Regions from separate parts of the Homo sapiens genome. Here region 2 is linked to region 1. The links are chromatin loops, found by intact Hi-C in ENCODE. Cell type or tissue: endothelial cell of umbilical vein. All regions are shown on one strand. Each heading gives the region's core, and the rest is flanking DNA. Links, peaks and the distances in the headings are about the cores only. Region 1 overlaps LOC105376126 (a long non-coding RNA gene). Region 2 holds the start of LINC02872 (long intergenic non-protein coding RNA 2872).

The links. Hi-C counts contacts between places; a loop is a spot of excess contacts. Peaks named below come from ENCODE experiments on the same cell type or tissue, not always from the same donor. Only the 100,000 strongest peaks of a DNase experiment are listed, where the experiment ranks them.
Region 2: a loop joins it to region 1, with 7 times the contacts of the local background. A loop is called at or near these places in 3 of 110 quality-filtered maps.

The regions. Positions count from the first base shown.
Region 1 is chr9:87,265,598-87,276,009 of GRCh38, forward strand. All of the region lies in intron 7 of LOC105376126 (a long non-coding RNA gene), which reads right to left. Among named protein-coding and RNA genes, the nearest start is that of LINC02872, 120 kb to the left of the region's middle. In endothelial cell of umbilical vein, for the core only: no CTCF peak of the experiment used is centred there; a DNase peak (open chromatin) is centred at 4,964.
Region 2 is chr9:87,143,685-87,154,096 of GRCh38, forward strand. LINC02872 (long intergenic non-protein coding RNA 2872) reads left to right here and starts at 4,960. Exons shown (of 2, transcript NR_161226.1): 1 at 4,960-5,214. RefSeq lists enhancers at 4,563-5,071, 5,072-5,579. In endothelial cell of umbilical vein, for the core only: no CTCF peak of the experiment used is centred there; a DNase peak (open chromatin) is centred at 4,857; H3K4me3 peaks cover 578 bases.

The DNA of each region.
Region 1 (10,412 bases), core at 960-8,959:
ATAATGAAGGTCTTAGTGGGGATGGAACAATGATGAGGAGGAGAAAAGGAAAAGTCCAGGTAACAAAGGTCATTCTGGCTCCTAAGTGACCAGCAGGAAGGAAGTTCTCCCATCTTCTTCTGATCCTTCCAGGCTCCCTGCTGAAGGCGTCCTGTAGGAAAATGTCACTTAAGAAGTTGAAGCACAAGCAATACCGACGTTTGCCAGACTTCCCACTCAGCTTCCAACTGCAAGCAATTGACCATTCGCGTGAACAACGACAGGGCTTCCTAGGCTTCCCAGGCTTCTTAGCGTGGCCTCTTATGTTGATGAGATTCCTCCACTCATAAGTCTCTAGGGAAAGCAGGGCCCCTTCCTCCTACCAAGATGAAAAAGTCTTGCTATTCATCTCCCCAACCCTCCCAGCAGCTAGGACATGGCCACATGCTTTAAAGGTGGTCGACAAACAGTACCCACCCAGCACTTTGAATCTTGAAGGAGTAACATCCAGGCTAAAGTTCAATTAAAGTTACTCACAGTGGCCTCAGAGATACAAGCAGTGCTGTGGAGAAGGGCCACTGCTGGCAATGCCAGAGGGCAAGCTTACGGAGGCCGTCCCTCCAGTGGGACTGTGGCTCTGTGTCCTTGCACCCCACAGAGGCCCCTTCTTCAGCCTTCCTCTCAAGTGCATGATTCCCTGATAACCTTTACATTAATATTCCTTCTCTTTAAATTAAACACAGTACACTTCTGTTGTTTGCAACCAAGAATACAGACACAGATACAAATAAAATACAAATTATGTTGGAATCAGCTGATTTCCTGCCCCTTTTTTGTTGGCATCAAGAGGGGCCACATGTCACATGTCTTGCTTTAGTGCAAGAAATGGGAGTAGAAATGACCATGTGTCACTTCTGGGCAGAAGTTTTGAGAACCAGCCTACAGTTTGCTCTGTCTCGTTTCCTTCTGCCACAGATCACCATGTTTCAGATACACCAGGGATCAGCCAATTTGCTCTGTAAAAGGTCAGAAAGTAAAGATTATCTTCATTGTGGGCCATACTGCCTCTATTATGACAACTTAATCCTGTTGTGGTGGTGTGAAAACGGTACATAAACAAATAACCATGTCTATCTTTCAATAAAACCTGATTAACAAAGACAATAGCAGGCCAGATTCTGCCACAGCTCACAATTTCCCAACCCTGAAATTGAGAGAGTTCTGTCCACCTCAGTCCTAGAGTAAAGAGATAAGCAGCAGAAACTCAGCAACTTCCAACACACATATAGCAGGAGTGAAAAATCCAACTTTGTGTTTGAAAATCACTAAGCTTTGGGGGTCATTTGTTACCACAATGTAACTCAGCCTATGCTGACTGATACATGAGTACGAAAAGATAATCTCCATGCAAGTAAACAAAAATTGATTTTTGTATGATTTGATGAGGTTAGATCTACAAGAGGTGGGGAAAACTTCTTTACCTCTCAAGGTCAAAAAGCAAAAATAAATTCTTTTTCTTTCTGTGATACAGTTTCACATCAACCACTGGTGCCTGTAACCCCATGACCCTTATCATTACAGAGCAGCAGTTTTGTTCTGTCTCATGAACACTGGAACAGAAGCCCAGAGGACTGGACTCCAGTTCTCAACTCACTTCGAATTAGTTGTTTAACTCTGAACTGCTCACATTCCACTCCCAGTCTCAATTTCCGCATGTGCAAAACAAAAAGCTGTGCCAGCCCACAGCATCGTCTTCAACCTCTCCTACTTAGGGCTTTCCTAAGAGCACTGTTTACTGATGACTGACAGCAACAAGAGGTTCAAAAATGACAATGAGTAATCAAAAGCCTCTTTTGAAATGGATCCCGTTTGCTGGGATGTGGATGTTGAGCAAAGACACAGCTCTTCGGAAAGTGGGGAACATTTTCCAGGCCCACAAGAAGCAGCGTGATAGAGCCAGTGGAACAGAGCCGTGGGGATGAAACTGAGTTTTGTGCCCATGTTTCTCTGTATCCCTACTGAAAATTTAACACTCAGCCGTTTCATCACTCTTGGCCTCGGGAAGAAATTCCTTCATGCTCCTTGGTTGTTTCCAATGAATGTTCTCATCTCAGATCAAGGCTAAATGCAGAAAAGGGGGACCACTCACTTCTTTCTTTACTTTGATGCCCACAAGGGGTTGAGGAGCTTCTCAGAGCCAACAGTGCGTGTGCCAGACCCAGCCCAGCATCTGGTGCCCGTGGGATCTGTGCATGTGAGATCCCAATTTAATCCCCATGCCAGAGGCTTAATCCCTGAACTCTGAATCAGTCCTTGGCAGAGAGAAGGCTCTTGGCCGACTTGTAAATTTCCATCCTTCAAGCCACCTCAGGCCAATCAACAGCTCAACAACCTCCTGCGTTCCTCAGGGAGCCTCTACACAGCCCCACCCGCACCTCCAGGTTGAGACACTCAGTCATGGAAGGGCGGAAGAGAGGGGGCGTCAAAACCCTCATCTGCTCCAAAACTCTGTCCTAGCCACCTGGCCCCTGACTGAAAAAAAATTGGCCAAACCCTAGTCTGCAGTATTCTCTACCACAGGCAATCTTGGGTTACATCAACCCATCAGTAGCTCTGAAAATATTGTCAGGCTACTCTTCAGGCTAAGTAACAGGGAGCAAGACCCTAAAGATTATGGGACAAGTTGAATGAGTATGTGCCTGTGTCTGCACATGGCAGATTATGTGCATGAATTAGGAATGGAGCCTGCGACAAGAAAGCTGAAAAAACTTGAAGATGTAACAGGTTTGAGCAAAGCATTTTAAGGGAGGATCTGGAAAGGCAGTAAGCAGATAGTAGGGGAATACTGAGCCCTGGGGAGAAAAAAAAACAAAAACCTCTATGATCACTGATATTATTATTTGAGTAGGCAAAGTATTTTCACATACATATTCTCTCATTTAACTTCCCTTCAGAAACCACAAGACGTATATGAAAATGTAAACTTTCTATCAGAGGAACCCATGCTCTGAAACGGCTCACCCAAGGTGACTTGTGAATGGGACTAGGGCCCATTTCTTCTATATCTTTTGTTTTGTTTTGTTTTGTTGTGAGACAGAGTCTTACTCTGTCACCCAGGCTGGAGTGCAGTGGTGCTATCTCGGCTCACTCTAACCTCCACCTCCCGTGTTCAAGCGATTCTCCTGCCTCAGGGGCCCGAGTAGCTGGGACTACAGGCATGTGCCACCACGCCGGGCTAATTTTAGTATTTTTCGTAGAGACAGGATTTCACCATGTTTGTCAGGCTGGTCTCGAACTCCTACCTCAGGTGATCCACCTGCCTCGGCCTACCAAAGTGCTGGGATTGCAGGCGTGAGCCACCACACTCGGCCCCATTTCTTCTACTTCTGAGTCCAGTGCTCTTTTTCCCGGGACACTGAGACTTAGTTCAAGATTTGCCTGGGGCTAAACACACACCAGAGGTGGACATGCCCTATGACAAAGGAACACATGGCCTCTCAGTGCCTGATTGGGAACCCAGCTGCCAGCCGTCACAGTGCCAAGATGGGGCAAGGGGAGGGCAGGCTGGAGCCTGGTACCCGCTCATCCCCAGCACTCCTGCCACACCTGGAACCACATCAAGCCCCGACAGCCTCAAACGCAGTGCCCTGGGGCCTTGACTTCATTTGTTTCTCACTTCGTATCAACAGTCAAGATTTAAAATTATAATAATAATCAAAATCATTGAGTCCCTCTGATGGCAGGACACCTGATGTACACTGGGCATTTTACATGAGATATTTAAAATAATTCTAACCACCCTTTGGGGCTGTTACTGCATCTTCTTTTTGTAAGAACACTGAGGCTCAGAGAGGTTAAGTGGTTTGCCTAAAGTCCCCCTGGGGACCTGCTGAGGATGCAGGCCAGCTGTGACCAGTGCTCCTCACAGCAGCACCACCACACCCCAGGGCCAACTGAGACACAAACATCAGTGTCCACAGGGGCCACGGAGGGAGGGAAAATTGTTACCAGAAAAAAGAGAGAGCACAACACCCACATCACTGCATAGACAGGGCTGCGACCTGGCCACAGTAACCTGGAAAACCTTGCAGCTGTGGGAGAATGGTGAGGAAGGAAGTTAGGCTTTCCTTCCTGAACCCCAAACCTTTCCTCGCCTCCTTTTCTCTGTTTACGAAATCTGTCTTTGATTACTAATCAACAGCATTTTCATTATTAACATAACTCTCTAGTACACGTGAACCATGCTATAATTAAACAGAATTTATGTTCAGTAGATTTATAAAAGTCAAAGAATAATGGAAGAGAGATTTGAGTGTGAAAGTGTGAAACGCAAACAATAGGAGAGAAAGTTGTAAAGCAAAACATATGACATTCCTTCTGCATTTTTCTCTTGATTCCCAAGCCTTAAACCAACATTATGTGCATGAAAAAATCATGATTGATTCTGGAAAATATTTTTTTAGGGCTCATTATTTTCCATCGAATCTCTTATGGGTAAGTTTTAAAATTTAGAATAAAAACCTAAATCCTTTGAATTTTCCATATAGCTTTTATTTTTTACCTCCAGCCCTAATCAAGTAGAACACATTATGTTTCCCCTATAGAAAAAGGTCTCTCTCATTCTTAAGCAGATTTGAAAGAAATTGTAAACCAATCCAGTCTCAACACTGCCGATACATCTGGCAAGGCAATCAGAGTCAACACAGACCACAGAAGCCCAGGCCGGCGCTGGATGTGAGCTGCAAGGATGAGGATGAGGACAAGAAGGGGAGGAATTTCACGTGCTTTTCTTTGTACTTGCCCAGAGTGAATGCCCGTCTCCTCCACTCTACTCTGAGCCCGAAGGGAGATCTCAGACACACAAAAGAGAATTCGACACTAGGAAAGTTTCTGTGTATTTCTTAGCAGTATTTTTCTAAGCATACGTTATGACGTACACCCTGGGTAGTGACTGTCTCCCCACGCGTGTGTGTGTGTGTGTGTGCCCACACACTCATCCTGACCACGGACTCTCCCCTCCTTTCACGACATCAACCTGCTGTGCCCCATTATCTCTGGCCTTTGTGGCTTAGAAGGTCAGAGACACTGTTCCCTGGATAAGATCCAGAAAAGGAAGGAAGCGGAAACAAAAATGTTTTTGCAGTGAAGTGACCTGATTACACGCAGAGTGACTATTTCTAAGCCATCCTATAACTACCCCCATTCAGCACTGGAACCAAGCCACAAAAGCAGCAGAGGCCTCCCCCAGTGCCGTTACTGGCTTGGTGAAAACTGCGACTGCAAATGACAAAGCTGGTCTTTATTCCTGAGTGATTGTGAGTGCGGTGGGGATGAAGAGTTTGGAGGGATAGGGACAGCTTTGCGGTGGCCAAGGGGCTTCCCCTCAGGTGAGTGCAGTTAAGGACAACTGTGGGTTCTGCACCAAAACATCAGGGTTGAAGTCTCGGTTTCACCATCTGCAAGCTGCATGACGTTAGATACGATTCATTAAAGCCTCTATGTCTCAGTATTCTTATCTGTAAAATGGGTGATTATGAATTGGTTGTAATGAAGTAAGTGAAGTGCCAGAAGGTAACAGTAGCTATTGTTATTGTATGGGGTCCTTACTAAGACCCACAACGCCCTTACCTCTCCCTCCCTCCAGAACATACGATTTTGCTCACAGGGTTCATCCTGGTCACTGATCTATTTCTCAAACATTCTATTTCTCACCAGGTCTCCATCCACCTTATCCCTCTTCCCTGGAGCGTATCCGTGGTCTCCTCAGAGGCCTTGTTAGCTCACCAACACCACCCCCACCCCAAAATGCTCAGCACTGCATTATCCTGAGGGTTTCCCACAGAACACTGGTCATTGTCTGAAACTGTTCACTTTAAAAAAAAAATACTCATTTATGCTCAGTATCTCCCACTTAGAGTGACCTACTTATCCCAGTTTGCCCGGGGCTCTCCCAGTTTGGGCAGGAAGCCCCTCGGTCCAGAGCAATCCAGGACAGCGGCTCACCCCAGAGCCCAGGAGAAGGCCAGGGCAGAGGCCACCTTCTTCACTCCGTGTCTTCAGCACTAGAGAAGGCCCGACTCACAGCAGGAGCCCAAAACACAGGGAATGGAGGAAGAAAGGCATTAATATTTTTCTAAGAATTGTAATTAAATCAGTCTATCCAATCATGAGAGACTCACACCTCCTCTGATTTCTAATCTACAAAGCAGAGAGAATAAAAGTGGAAGTTACCAGGGTTGTAGATTTTTTTAGCTAGACAGAGCTTTGCTGGAAGGATGAGCCCAGACCACGCCTCTTACCCTACCGGGGTGGGGGAAATTAAGGTCCACAGCCTGATGGTCATTGCTAAGGTCATCAGCTGGTATGTAGCAGAAACAAGATCTCTCAGGATACAACTTACTGAGAAGTATTGTATGAACTGTAAAGCAATACTTTGACATTAAGGTATTTACATTATTCTTTACTTGTAAATTTATGATCATTTTATCTCAGCAGGAATCCAGAACAAACTAGCCTTCATCTAAAGAATTATGATTTATCTAGAACTCTTGAGTTATATTAAACTGAAGCACTACCCCCATCCAAGTTCCTAATCAATTCAAATTGCTTAAATGTTTACATATTTTCAATTCCTTTTTTATAAACTCAGCTTAACCACTTCCTAAGACATTGCCACTTTTTGTCACATGTAGTTCTTTGAAACCAAAGAAGTAGCAACTAAAGATAAAATCGTCAATGGACAAAAATCACCGATACCCACAGTCAGCAAGGTCTCAATGCAAATTTGTTGGCTGCTTAAAAGGACCAGAAGCACTAGACAAAAGCATACACTCCCAATATGAGTTTTCAAGGTTTTGTTATCTGATATTTTATATGGTCAGCCAGATCAACAGTGGTCCTTGTTCACATAGAGTATCTCAGATGACAGATGGATATAAATTCATCCCCATTCATGCTAAGATCTAAATTCTATACATGCAGATAAAAGAAAGATATCTTGGAAGAAATTTTAACCTGATGTGAAATATAGCACTTATTAACCATCATTCTAATCATCTCTAGTAGATATTTAGACAGCATTTAGCAATTTGCAATAGGAGTTCAGAAATTATCTTGTTTGAACTCAAATGCAAATCAGTGGGAGCAAAATGATGAGAACTTATGAATGCAAAGAAGGAAACAACAGACCCTGTAATTAGTCAATTAGTTGACTAATTACGGAAGTTTTCATCGCTAGGAAGTACCTAAGTCATCGGAGATTATTTTCATTTCTAATCAACCTTCAAGTGACACTGAAGTTCCTAATACATTGTTTATTTATTTATTTTAAACTGAGACAGAGTCTCGCTCTGTTTCCAGGGCTGGAGTGCAATGTCCAATGACCCTCCTTGAAGGTGGAGGGTGGGAGGAGGGAGAGGAGCAGGAAAGATAACTATTGGGTACTGGGCTTAATTCTTCGGTGATGAAATAATCTGTATATCAGACCCTCATTATATGAGTTTACCTATGTAACAAACCTTTCAATGTACCCCAAAACCTAAAATAAAAGTTAAAAACAAACAAAAAAGAAATGGTACAACCATTGTGGAAAACAGTACGGTGGTTTCTCATACGGTTAAAAATTGAGTTGCCATATGATATGGAAGTGCTACTTCTGGGTATATCCCCAAAAGAATAGAAAGCAGGGCCTCAAAGAGATATCTGTACACCCACGTTCATGGCAGCATTCTTCGCAATAGCCGAAACATGGAAGCAATCCAAGCGTGCACTGACAGATGAATAGATAAGCAAAATGCAGTGTAGATATACCACAATGGAATATTGTATTAACCAGTCTTAAAAGGAAGGAAATTCTGACACAGCTTATAGCATAGATGAACCTAAATGAAAAGAACCAGTCACAGAAAGCAAATCCAGTATGCTTCCATTTATACCTGGTACCTAGAAGAGTTAAAATCAGAGAGGCAGAAAGGAGAATGGCGGTCGCTAGGGGCTTGAAGCAGGGACAAATGGGGAGTTACTATTTCATGAGTGTGGAGTTTCTGTTTTACACGATGAAAAGTGTCCTGAAGATGGATGGAGGTAATGGATGCACAACTTGATGAATGTGTTTAATACCACTGGATTCTACACTTAAAAATGGTTAGGAGGGCCAATTTTATGTTATATGTATTCTTCCACAATAAAAAAAATAACAAATTAAAGAAAAAGCAGAGAGGCAGAGTTGACTAACTACAGGAGTTTTCATAGCTGGGAAGTACCTAAGTCATCAGAAATGATTTTCATTTCTAATCAACCTTCAAGTGACACTGAAGTTCCTAATACTTTATTTATTTATTTGTTTGTTTGTTTGTTTGTTTTTTAATTGAGATGGAGTCTCGCTCTGTCACCCAGGCTGGAGTGCAACGCCCACTGCCCGGGTTCAAGCAATTCTCTTGCCTAAGCATCCCTAGTAGCTGGGACCACAGGCATGCGCCACCACGCCCGGCTAATTTTTTTGTATTTTTAGTAGAGATGGGGTTTTGCCAGGCTGGTCTCAAACTCCTGACCTCAGGTGATCCACCCCCCTCGGCCTCCCAATGTGCTGGGATGAGCCACTGCTCCTGGCCTGAAGTTCCTAATACTTTAAATTACTCTTCCCCTACTGATGATCTGTAAATAAGGTATTTTAAAAGAACAAAGTTCACTGTGTGAAAAAAAAATTGAGGAAATAAGCTGACTTTCCCAAGTTTACCCAGCTACAATGGTGGGGAGTGGAATCTGAAGTCAAGCGTGTGTGTAGTACACAAATGTGCCTTTTATTTTCCAATTTTCTATTATCAGCACTGCTTTGGGAAGAAGATAGAGGAAAGAGAAGAAAAGACCCTCAGACCAATGTATACTTCTTTCACAAAACACACACCCAATGCAAATTACACAGTATAGTTAGCTGAGGGGCATAATTTGTCACACAAATAAACAAACACTATTTGGTTCCGTCTGTGGCTACTGCAGTTATAATGAAAATCTAAAAACAACTGTAATGCTTCTAACCATAAAATTATAAGGCAAGAAAATGGATTTAGATAACTGTGAGAGCCTTAATTGTATGTTTGTAAACTCACAGACAAAGCTTTTACTCAAATTTAGCTCCAGCTCAAATAGCACACCCAAATCACACTTTCTATTTAGCCCTTCTCCTGCCGTATAGATCTAAGACCCCAGGCATTAGAAAACTCTGTCTTTACAAAAGCATGTGTATTGGGCGTGGAGAGGAGGGAGGAAATATAAGCAGCTTAATGTGGCAAAGGTAGCTGGAGAGATGGGATCCATGAAAGAAAGCACTCCGGGACACCTTAACTGCATTTGTTCAATTACACCTGATCAAAGAATTCCATCAGAACTCCAGTGTCAGAACTACAAGGAGCCAGAGATCCAATGTCCTCATTTTAAAGACATTCAGAGATGGCAAATAATTTCTTGGGCTCACACAGAAATTTATATGGCTCAAGTTCCCATAGGCCCATGCTGAGCTTCCTCGCACTTCACCTCAGCCAATGCTTGGTGACTATAGCAGCATCCGTTCCTGGCCAACCCAGTAGCAAGTTGTAGGGAGCCAGCCCTGTCTGTTTAGGGCTCCAGTCTCTTTCCCTCCTCCAACGGGCTGGGTGCAGAGAGGAGAGCCAGCCAGCCCCCTCCATTCCTCCTCCCAGCCCCTAATTCTAGTCTGGCACCAGCCCAGAAACTGGGGCAGCAGCAAACGTCCTGACAAACGTCCTGCCCTGGAGGAGCTGAGGACCACAGGCAGGAGACAAACGAGAACATGGCAGAGGGGGATGTGCTGTCCAGACACTAGAGCAGGAGGGAGGCAGGAGAATGGGTGGAGTGGTGATTTTGGTAAGGGAAGAGCACTAAGCGTCTTGGATGTGACATTTGAGCAAAGACTTAAATGATGAAATGGGAGAGAGTCGATGACTGGGGTAAGAACATTCCAGAGAGAGGAAATGGCAGGATAGAAAGGCGAGCAAATTCCTAAATGATGGTTGAACAACTCTGTGAATGAATATTCTAAAACCATCTAATTGCATACTTTCAGTGAGTAAACTGTGGAGTATAGGAATTACATGTCAATAAAGTTGTTACCAAAAAAATTGAAAGTAAATTTTAAACAACAGATAAAGGCACTCATGGTTTTTCAGGTGCATATTTTTACAAACCCTGTCTACACTCTTTTTGGACAACACTAGGGAAAATTACATAAGGAGTGACATAGGTCCTTCTCACTATCCTTTCCCTCTTCCTTGTATTATCCTGCGCCCCAGCGTCTTCCTAAGAGTCTGAGGTTAACCTGTGGGTAGATTCCTGGGCTGCTGCTGGCATCATGCATGTTGGTCCCTACTGCCCCATAACTTGATTAGCAGCTTGACAGAGGCCTGTTATGCCTTAATCAGTTG
Region 2 (10,412 bases), core at 1,627-9,626, 120 kb before region 1:
ACTAGTTGCCATCCTTTAAAAATAATGATAGTATAGATCAAAATTCAAGTTCCCAAATTCACTTAGAGTATCAAACTGCCTGGCAATTCTGAGGCTATATTTCACATGACATTCAGTGGTTTTCTCCTTTTAATAAGCAAATACTTCCTAGTAGACCACTCCCCTCCTCTTACTATGGAAGGTAATTATCACCCATCATTTCATTTCTCCTGGCTTCTTTCATTTACATTCCCGGTCTGGCCCTTGCAAAACTTTGAGATGGCCAGAAAGGTATAAACTAAGAAATGAAGAACAGACTTAGATATTTAAATTTTATTTTCTATGTTGCATTTCCCAAGATCACTGGGAAACTGAAAGATGCTCCAGGATAAAAGACAGTCCGTAGGAAAATAAGTTTGATAAACTAACCCCTTTTGAAATTCTCATTGTGCCAGGGCATGTAGAAAATGATGAAAAGTCTCTGGGAAAGCTCATGACAGGCAAACTTGCCTGGCTTTGGTTAGACAATAAAGAGCTACTGGAAGGTTTCAGGTAGTGGAGACTATGCATTAGATCAGAACTATGCATTAGCTAGTTAAATTTGCTGAAAGTACAATTTCCCTAAAAACAAGAGCGAATGTAAATTAAAGAAGCACTATCTATATCCTTCATGTTTTTCCTCTCATCTTAGTCTTATGCATGGGTTTTGCACTGAGCATCTTTCCCAGTTTCACCATTAGTTGACCCCTGCAACTTACAATCCTTGTACTTAAATTCACATCTCTATAAATTAGTAACAATGCCTTATGTTCTGATACGTATGAGGATTAAATGAGATAGTACCTATATTCTCATTTATATCTTCTTCTTACTACTGCTATTATCTATAGATTCATAGATTTCTATATACATATGTTCCAGAAAAATTTCCTGGGCATTTTGATATATTATATAGGACACTGAACTCATCTACTTACCCAGTGAAAAATTTATGTCCTCTGAAGTTTATTAATGAGGCTCCTTTGGTTGAAATTCTAATTATACTGTATGGACTTATATATTTTTGTCTTCCTCAGGGAAAGGAAGTTACAAATTTTTGTCTTCCTCAGGGAAGAACATATAGAAAGAAAGAGGAAAGGAAAAGGAAAAAGGAAGGAAGGGAGAAAGAGAACGAAAGAAAGAAGGAAGGAAAAGAAAAGGAAAGAAAGGAAGAAAGGAAGGAAGGAAGGAAGGAAGGAAGGAAGAAAAGAAAGAAAGGAAGAAAGAAAGAAAGAAAGAAAGAAAGAAAGAAAGAAAGAAAGAAAGAAAGAAAGAAGGAAAGAAAGAAACCTTGTTCCCCTAGAGAATAAGAGTGAAAGTAAGCCAGTGTGGCAAGTTAATGTTAGTCGGAAACAACAGAAGCTCTTTGCAAACTAGGAGAACAGAGAATTGGCTCAGTCATTTTCCAGAAATGAGAATTTCTAGGTCAACCGCAAAATTAGAAGTTTATAACCAAGAGTTCAGCCAAAAGAGCCAACAGTTCCCCATGAGTCTGAGGGTTATCCACTACAGCTATGTTCAAGCTTATGTTCTGTTTTCAGCTTGGTATTCTAACCATGCTATGGCAGAAATATCTCTGATCATGCCCTTCTTGCATTGGTTTGATCTTCCATCTCTGAAGTCAACTAAGGCCACATGCAGTAGACATTTCTGTAAAGACCATCACCAAGCGTGGGATGCTTGGTGCAAAGGCATAGATGAGATACCCCGAGCTATGATGAGGTTACCTAAAGAATCTCAGGAAGCCAACCCCCAACTACCTGAAGGGGGAACATTTCAAAAATATTAGGATCTTACTATGTTTCAGGAACCAGGCTACAGATGGGGAAACAACAATAAACAAAAAGCAGACCAATCTCTGCCCTGTAAAGCTTATGGTCTAGAGAGGAAGGCAGACAAATTCTGCAACTTTGGTTAGTGTTCAAGAGGAAAGAGGCTTAGTACTTTGAGGGGCTGTCATCCGGCTTCATCTTGGAGGTCAGAGAAGGCATTCCTGGGGAAGCAAAATCTAGATGATGACTAAGAATTAACCAGGCAAAAAAGGGATGGAAGTAAAATTTCAGATTCTATTTGCACCAGCCTCATAGCAATAGCATCAGAAATATTCAAGGATCTGAAAGAAAAAATACAGTGTAGTTGAAATCTACAGAAAAGATCCAACTGATGCACCAAGAGAAAAAAAGGAAAAGAACAAAATAGAGCATAAGAGATATAAGGAACCCAATCAAATGCTCCCTAGCACAGCTGCAACTTGAGTCCCAGAAGGAGAGGAGAGGCTGAAATGGGGCAGAGCATTATTTGAAGAAATAATATCCAAGAGTATTCCAAAACAGGTGACAGACTTTGACCCACAGACTAGATCTAAATGTTCAGCAAATCCCCGCAAATGATAGATAAACAAATTGTAATATGCCCATACAATGGGGTTCTATTCAGCACAAAAGACAGAACTTCTGATATTTGAAACAACATAGAAGACTCTAAAAGCATTATGATAAATGAAAGAAGCTTGTCACAAAAGGCTACATACTGTATGATGCCATTCATATCACATTCCGAAAAAGGCAACACGATAGTGATAAAAATCAGACCAGTGGCCACCAATGCCTGGGGTGGGTAGGAAACTGGCTGGAAGGAGGTACAGGAAAACTTCTGGATTGGGGGCCTCTCACATATTAACAGTATGATAAAAACAGGCTACAAAGTAATATCACCAGTAGGATGGAGATTTTGTTATATTTATAATAGAAAAGTCTAAAAGAAAACATCCATAATTCAACCATCAGGAGTTAGCTACTGCTTCATTTTTGTTTGCTTTTAATTGTGTTGTTTACACTTTTCTTTACTGAGTTTTCTACAATGAGAATATAACTATTATAGTTAGGGAAAATATTATTTTTGAAAACAACTAGTAATATTCATACTGATTCTAAAACATAAGCAAGCTATTTCCTAATAAGTTTATAATTTATTTTCTAATTTTAAATATTCTCCTTTAATAAAAGAATGTTTTTAAAATAATTTTAAAATTTTGTATTGTTAATTCTACACACACACACACACACACACAAGCTTCATCCATATTTTAAAATCTCTGTCTATAGTAATCACTACCTTTGGGTTTGCAGAATTCTTAGCTAAATTATTCACTTACCTGACCACCCCCCCCCAACAAGCCCCCAAATAAAGTGAATTTCCAACATGGTGTTTGCATTGCTAATTGATGTCTACCTGCAAGATTTTCCAAGTGGAAGGTACAAAGGGAGACGGCAGGTCTCCAAAAACAGATCAGGGCTCCCTAGCCTTTGTGTGTCACCTGTTTCTAAACAGCACAATTAGAGCAATAAATGCTGCAGCCCCGTGTTTGGCCTGACGGGATGATGACCCTGCGGCTCAGCAAGGCCACGTATGACAGACTAACTACTTGAAAAAGGACTCTCTTGAGGGTTACTTAACACAGTCACCTGTTGATTTATGAACACGCACACTCACACATACCTTGTCTCACCCTTTTAATCATATCAATTTGCTGCATCTCAGCAAAAGAAAAAAAAACCGAAACCACTAATTACTCACAAATAAGTCAATGGCAAAGCTCCACATCTGCTCAATCTGGATGGATGAAGTTTGTAAACCACTAACACTTCATTTTCCCCTATTTTGTAATGAATTTTTAATTACATAAGAAATAAGTGAATTCATTCTCTTCTGAAATATTAGGACATTTACTCAAAAGTGCCTTTTGACCACATTCTCCAATTTCTATCCCTCTGAACCCTCCCCTTGGATAGTTTGGGGTTTGGGGATTTAGCCTTGCAGTCCTTTTATATATGGTCTATAGTAGCCTATAGTGCAGCACAGAGAGCGGTATTTCTTCATGAGGGTTTTTCTTGTTTTTCTTTTCTTCTTTCTCTCTCCCTCGCCCTCATTCTTTTCTTACATAAATGGTTTCATACTGCAGTTTCATTCTGCAAATTGCTCATTTTTTTTTTGAGCCTTATCCCAGGCTAGTTCAACTAGATCACTTTTATTTATTTTAACTGCTGTATACAATTCCATCATATAAATACAGCACACACACACTTTACTTATTCCCTGTTTGATTCCCTGTTGATAAACAATCCAATTTTTCACCATCACAAGCAATGCCACCACGTACATAGTCATATCTGACAATCCATGTCCACATGTTCCTCCCACCCAGGCACACCAGGTCCATTGCCACCACACTGAAATGTCAGGCAGCTTGACAATCAAGTCACGTGGTGCCTGGGTCTCAGTTCTCCGCGTTCTGGAACTCGGTGGAGCAGGGCTCTTAGGGTCTTGTGGCCACCTCACCGGGTCAGACTCTCCCCGAGGTGGGAGGACAAGCTAATAGGAGAAACAGGGCCATTTCTTCACCCAACCACTCAGGCTGCCAGACTCATTTTCAGATTCAAATGCAAAATTTCATTATTTCCCCTCAAACCTAAAACCCCACCTAAAGGCGGTTGAGTATTTGGCATTCCCTCTACATTGATCCTGGCTGAGGAGGGCCCGGGGGACTCAGGTCTGAGGAGGACACGTTTTCCAAGGCGGCCCTCCTTCCAGTGCTGCCAGGAGAGGGAAAAGGCACTCAGGGAGTTTTTGCTGGAGATAAGAGCAATTTTTGAAAAAAAGGTAGTAAGGCAGGAGGTGGAGTCTGCCACGGGTCTCTTTCAAACTTGCTACTTTCCATCCCGTTAATACAATCCCGGCCCTGTTTCCCGGCCCCGCGGCCATTGCAGAGTCATGAAGTCATCGCAGCTGCGCCTGCAGCCAGGCGGGAACGGGAACGGGAACTGGCTGGCCGCGGTCCCTTCTGTCCCCCGCCAGCCGGAAATGTCCGCGCGCTGAAAAGCAGACGCTGCCTGCCCGGGGAACGGCGAGAGAGAGCGAGAAAAAAAAAAGCCTGAAGGCGGCGCGGCAGCCAGCGAGAGGGGAGAAACAGATTCACACCCAGGGGCCTCCGGGCAGGGCCCACGGGACTCAGGCCGTGTCCCGCTTGGAATGTGGAGCAGGCGCGGCCTCGGCGTCAGCAGAGCTCCCCTGCATCTCCTCCTGGGGGTGTGGGGGCCGAGTGGGAGAACTGGCGGACAGAGGAAAGGGGCCTCGCTCGCAAGGCCCGGGCGGGGAGGCCTGGCCTCCTGCTCAGTCGGTGCAAATGGAAAAAGAGACGTAAGTGCCAAGTCCCAAAAGAGCAAGTCATGGGCCCCGGCTTTACAATCTGTTTCATGAGTTATTCCTCCAAGCATGCCTGGCAGTCGAGTTTCTTCATTAGTGCTGCAGCAAGCAGATGGGAACATGAGCGCCCGAGAGCATGGAGGCCTCGCAGGCAAGCAGGTGGCAGCCCCCAACATTCTGGGCAGGCTCTGGGGTCGAGGGAGCACGTTCTGATGCTTAAATAGCCTCACCTTTTATCCTGACTGGGGTAGTCCTGTGTGGTGGTTTGGTGCCCGTTTTACACCTAGACCCTCTCTCTACCCCTTGACTCGCTCTCTACCCCTTCATCCATAAGTAATGTCTGCCTCCGCCTGATCCCAGGCTGCCTTTCTGGGGTTCCAGAGACGCTGGTTGTGATGAGCAGCAAAGGGCCTCACTGTCTAAGTCGCCCAGCAGTTCCCTTGTCCTCGGGAAGGCTGCATCTTAATGGAGACCAGGAAAGGTAATGCAGGGATGGAGTCTGGATGAAGACCTGCCAAGTTGCGAGGAAGGTGGAATGGCATAGACACGGCGTTCCAAGCAGCCAGGGTTAGCCAGTCAGCTTTCCCAGTGATAGAAACCTTGTAGGCACTTTATCCTGTGACCCCAACTGTCCTCCTCAGGTGTCAACTTCCTTTCCATTACCATTAACTCCTCTTATTCCAACCACAGCTGTTGTCAACCCTCTCAAACCTCTGAAAAACAGGATAAAAGCCCCAGTGGGTATCAAAATCTCTGCCTTGAAATCCTTTTGAAACAAAGATTGTTATTGAGGGAGGTTTTCAGAATGAAGAGGAGGCTGCTGCCGTCTGAATGTGATGGTATTATTAGGAGGTGGGGCCTTTGGGAAATGATCAGGGCATGAAAGTCCTCATGAGTGGGATCAGTGCCCTTATAAAAAAGGCCCCAGAGAGCTGCCTTGCCCTTCCCACCATATGAGGACACAGGGAAAAGGCACCTTCTATACAAACCAGGAAACAGACCCTCACCAGATGCTGAATCTGCTGGTGCCTTGCTCTTGAGCTTCCCAGCCCCCAGAACTGTGGGAACAAACATCTGTTGCTTATTAGCCACCCAGTGTATGGTATCCTGTTAGAGCAGCCTCAGATGACTAAGGCGGCAACTTTCCATCCCCATGTCTGCAGGCCTCAGCCCCCCTCCCACGAGCATTCTCTTCCTTCTTCATGAACATGGGATTTTGTCGGTCCCCCATAGTCCCCAATCCCTCTAGCACTTTGGTTTCATAATGAAAGACATAAGAGGAAAGAAAGATCGCAGAGAAGCAGCACATGGAAACCATCCTGTCTGGAGCAGAGGAGCGAAGAGAGAGGACAGTCTGGGGTAAGATGTTGCTGAGGAAACCCAATTGGGCTGAGGAGTGGCTGGGCTCACCATCTTCCCTTCTTCTGTCTCCCCCTCCGTGGGACAGTGCTGCTCCCCGTGTCCAAGGTCAGGGACAGGGGACAGGGTGGGATTGCCACTTGGGCAGTGTCAAAAAGAAAATAGAAATTCCTGAGGAATGGCTGAGATTGACATGAAAGACAGCCCTCAAGTGGCCCCCACACATCCCTTTTGGGAACCTTTCCTCTCTTTTACCTGAAGTACCTTCATAAATGAGTGCCTGCTTAATTTGTTTTTTAAAAACGGAGTGAAAAACAGGCAATGTTTATGTCTCAAAGAAGCGTTTCTGATGAAAGCACAATAAATGCAGTTTTGCAGTACCATGCAAAGCAATAAACATGGAGTAGCTTCATACTGTGAGTTTAGGTGTGAAAAACTGTAAATACTCGTTAACAAAATCACCCAACCAAAATCACACGAAAAAAGTGAGCTGTATAACTGCGTATTGGCTATGACCTGGGTGTTTGTATAATCTATCATCCAAACAAGAAGCTGTAGGCACAAATCAAACCATCTAGAACACAGGTCCCACTGGCTACAGCTAAACTTGTCAGAGGTTACATCAGTTGTCAGTGTTGTGATGTATAGTAGCCAGCAGTGAACTCCATGGAAGTAATAATGAAAGGTGAACAGCAAGAACACAGCTGTATCATCATAAAGTCAGCGTTGTGGCTCAGACACAATAAAGCACACCTCTGCTCATTCTCCTCCACAAGCTACTGACAAAACACCGAGGACAACAGGAAACAAATGGCAATATGTGGATTTCACAAAAGAGGAAACCCCACTTCCAGTGACATTGCTTCCTGTCATCTGTTCCTCCTCTAAGAGCAGAAAGCCATCATTCTTCGTCTCCAAATTTTATTTTGGAGGTCATGACACATGGGTTTCCTTGGATCTTTGAAATTTACTTGAAACTTAAGAAGAACAGGCTAGACTGTTTTGTGCATCATGATCACAATGATCAATGATCCTAGGCATTGGGAGAACCCTACTCTTGCCCCCAACAGTTCTGGAAGAGACATCACATCTGCTCTCAAGACAAATCCACAGTACAAGATAGGACATGCTGTCTTTCCATGAGACCATGAGTTCCTCAAAGGCAGTGAACATGTTCTAATTTTATCCACTTTCTTTTCAATTTGAGGATGATGCATGCTTCAGGATAGGAACTGAAATACTAGTTCCCTTCTCATTCCTAAAAATGTATACCCACCCATCTTCCACGAGCTCCTGGAAGTTGAGTGGGTCTACATTTTAAACAAATTGCTTACTGGGAATTCATAGGCGCTGTGGTGATTCAGGTAATGGAAGGAAGCCCATGCATAGGAAGGCAGGAGTTAGAGGCAAGATAGAAGCAAGAAAGAGTCAAGAGCGCATCAGGCCCTCTGACCTTTGCCCTTGGCCATCTGCAGCATAGGAGGATGCCCCTTGTGCCAGGTGGCTCTCAGAATCTGGGGACTGTAAGAGCCAGGATCAGCACCCGTCAGTCACATGCTGAGCCCAGCACTGACAATGAACGTGTTCTGTCTATGACTCAAGATATACACTCCATCTTCTTGAACCTTAAAAATATTACATTGAGTTCCTCAGGAAACAGCATTTAGAAATGCAAGCATTTTCATCTCATCGTTTATCTTTAAGACAAGGTTCTGGAGCCTCCTAGGAACTCATTTAAGGGTGCTGAAAAAGGAGTGGGTGAGGCTTTAGTTTGCTTAATCTCAATATTTGAAGTGTATAACATTATATTTGAACTAAAGTTTAATTTGCTAAAAAACGCAAATTGTTTCTCTATTCTGTAGAATATAATTGATTTGTAATGCCTCCTACATGACAAGTGGGAATACAGACTGTGGTTTGCTCTCAAGATGTGTATAGGGTAGTGGGGTAAGAATATGTATATATCCAGATTGTTACAGTCTAAGGCAGATATGGGAAAGCCCTGCTTTGAGTTCTCACAATCTAGAGCCTTCCCCAGTCGCTGAGGGGTGATAAACAAATATCAAGGCATTGTCCATTGTTGTCTGGGAACTAACCTTTTGTCTCTGTCATATAACGCTGAGTTTCTGAGGGTCCCAGTGTGCGTCAGGGGCAGGAGAAACAGTAGGAAGCTCTGTCTGGCTTCTTGCTTCATCAGACAGGACCCGGGCGTTTTTGCCTTATTTAGAAATATACTTGTTTTATTATGACACCGACCGTTTGTTAGCACAGAGAGAGACAGAGAGGCTCACAATGTTTGAGTCCCTTATCTCGCATTGTTTATGTTCTTAAAATAATTTAATTAACTTAATAAACAAAAGCATTTTCAATTCATAAACAAAGAGAGCTCAGAAAAATTGAATGTTCCAAAAGGCAAAATGAATAGAAAAGTCACATCATCCCAAGTCATTCTCTCACCCTCTGTCTTGCACATTCCTGCAAGCCCTGTCCCTAAGAACCAATGGGACTTCTAAAAACTGTCTTCATTTCCTCATTTTGTAAAGATTTTAGTGGGATCTTGGAAGGCTTCTAGACAGATCAATATTAAAACTGGTTCTAAATGCCATGGCTATGTCTACCTTCTGAAATTACTCTAAAAAGATAAAGTGAAAAGGACAAATGATTTGGAATTTACAAAGCCGTTTTAAATGTATAGATAGATTCAGGTTTGGTTTTGTTGTTGTTGTTGTTGTTGTTGTTTGTTTGTTTGAGATGGAGTCTCCCTCTGTCACCCAGGCTGGAGTGCGGTAGCATGATCTCAGCTCACTGCAGCCTCCGCCTCCTGGGTTCAAGCTACCCTTCTGCCCCAGCCTCCAGAGTAGCTGGGATTACAGGCGTGCGCTACCATCCCCGGCTAATTGTTTTATATTTTTTAGTACAGACAGGGTTTCACCATATTGGCCAGGCTGATCTTGAACTTCTGACCGCAAGTGATCCACCCATCTTGGCCTCTCAAAGTGCTGGGATTACAGGGATGAGCCACTGCGCCCAGTCTGATTCAGTTTTTAAAGAAGGAAGAGTTTAAAACTCTAAGGCTGAAGGATGATTTCTGAAAGAGCCAAAGGAATGAAGGGGTTATCTCATTCTGGGTTTAATGCCATCAACACAAGCAAGCAGACTACATAATTTTAATCTTATACTTTTATTAATTTTTGAGATATTTTATTATAAACTTTTTAACCCATAAATGATTCGGAACAGTGTAAAAATACTTATACTCATGACCTCTGAAGTGCACTGTAATCTCTGCACTTCAATAACACAAATGCAGTTTCTGAATTATGAGTGTAAATGTACATGGATGGAATATAAATTATTATGGGGACAAATGTGCTATCTACAAGTAGTTATGTATTTTATACAGTTAATATTAGCTAACTTGGTTTAAACATTAATTACATGTTAGGCACATACTAAGAAATTCAAGTGTATTATCTCTTAATCCTCCAAGTGTATTATCTCTTAATCCTCCATGAACCCATGAGGTAGACACAATTGTTTCTTACATTTTACAGATGAGGAAACTGAGGTTTGGAGTTTGCCCAACAAACATAGCTAGAAAGTGATAGAGCCAGCCTCGAACCCAGCCTCTCTGACACTGTCCTGTGGGATGGTGAAGAGACGGCATGGAGATATGATTAGTTGTAATATTATTACAGCAATGATTATTTTAAAAAGCAGGTGATTTGTCATTGTTTTTGACATGTCTCAAATTTTTCCTGATAAACCCTCTCATCTATGTCAGTCATAGTTCAATCAGAAGCAGACGCACTAGGAGGTAATACATGTTTTAT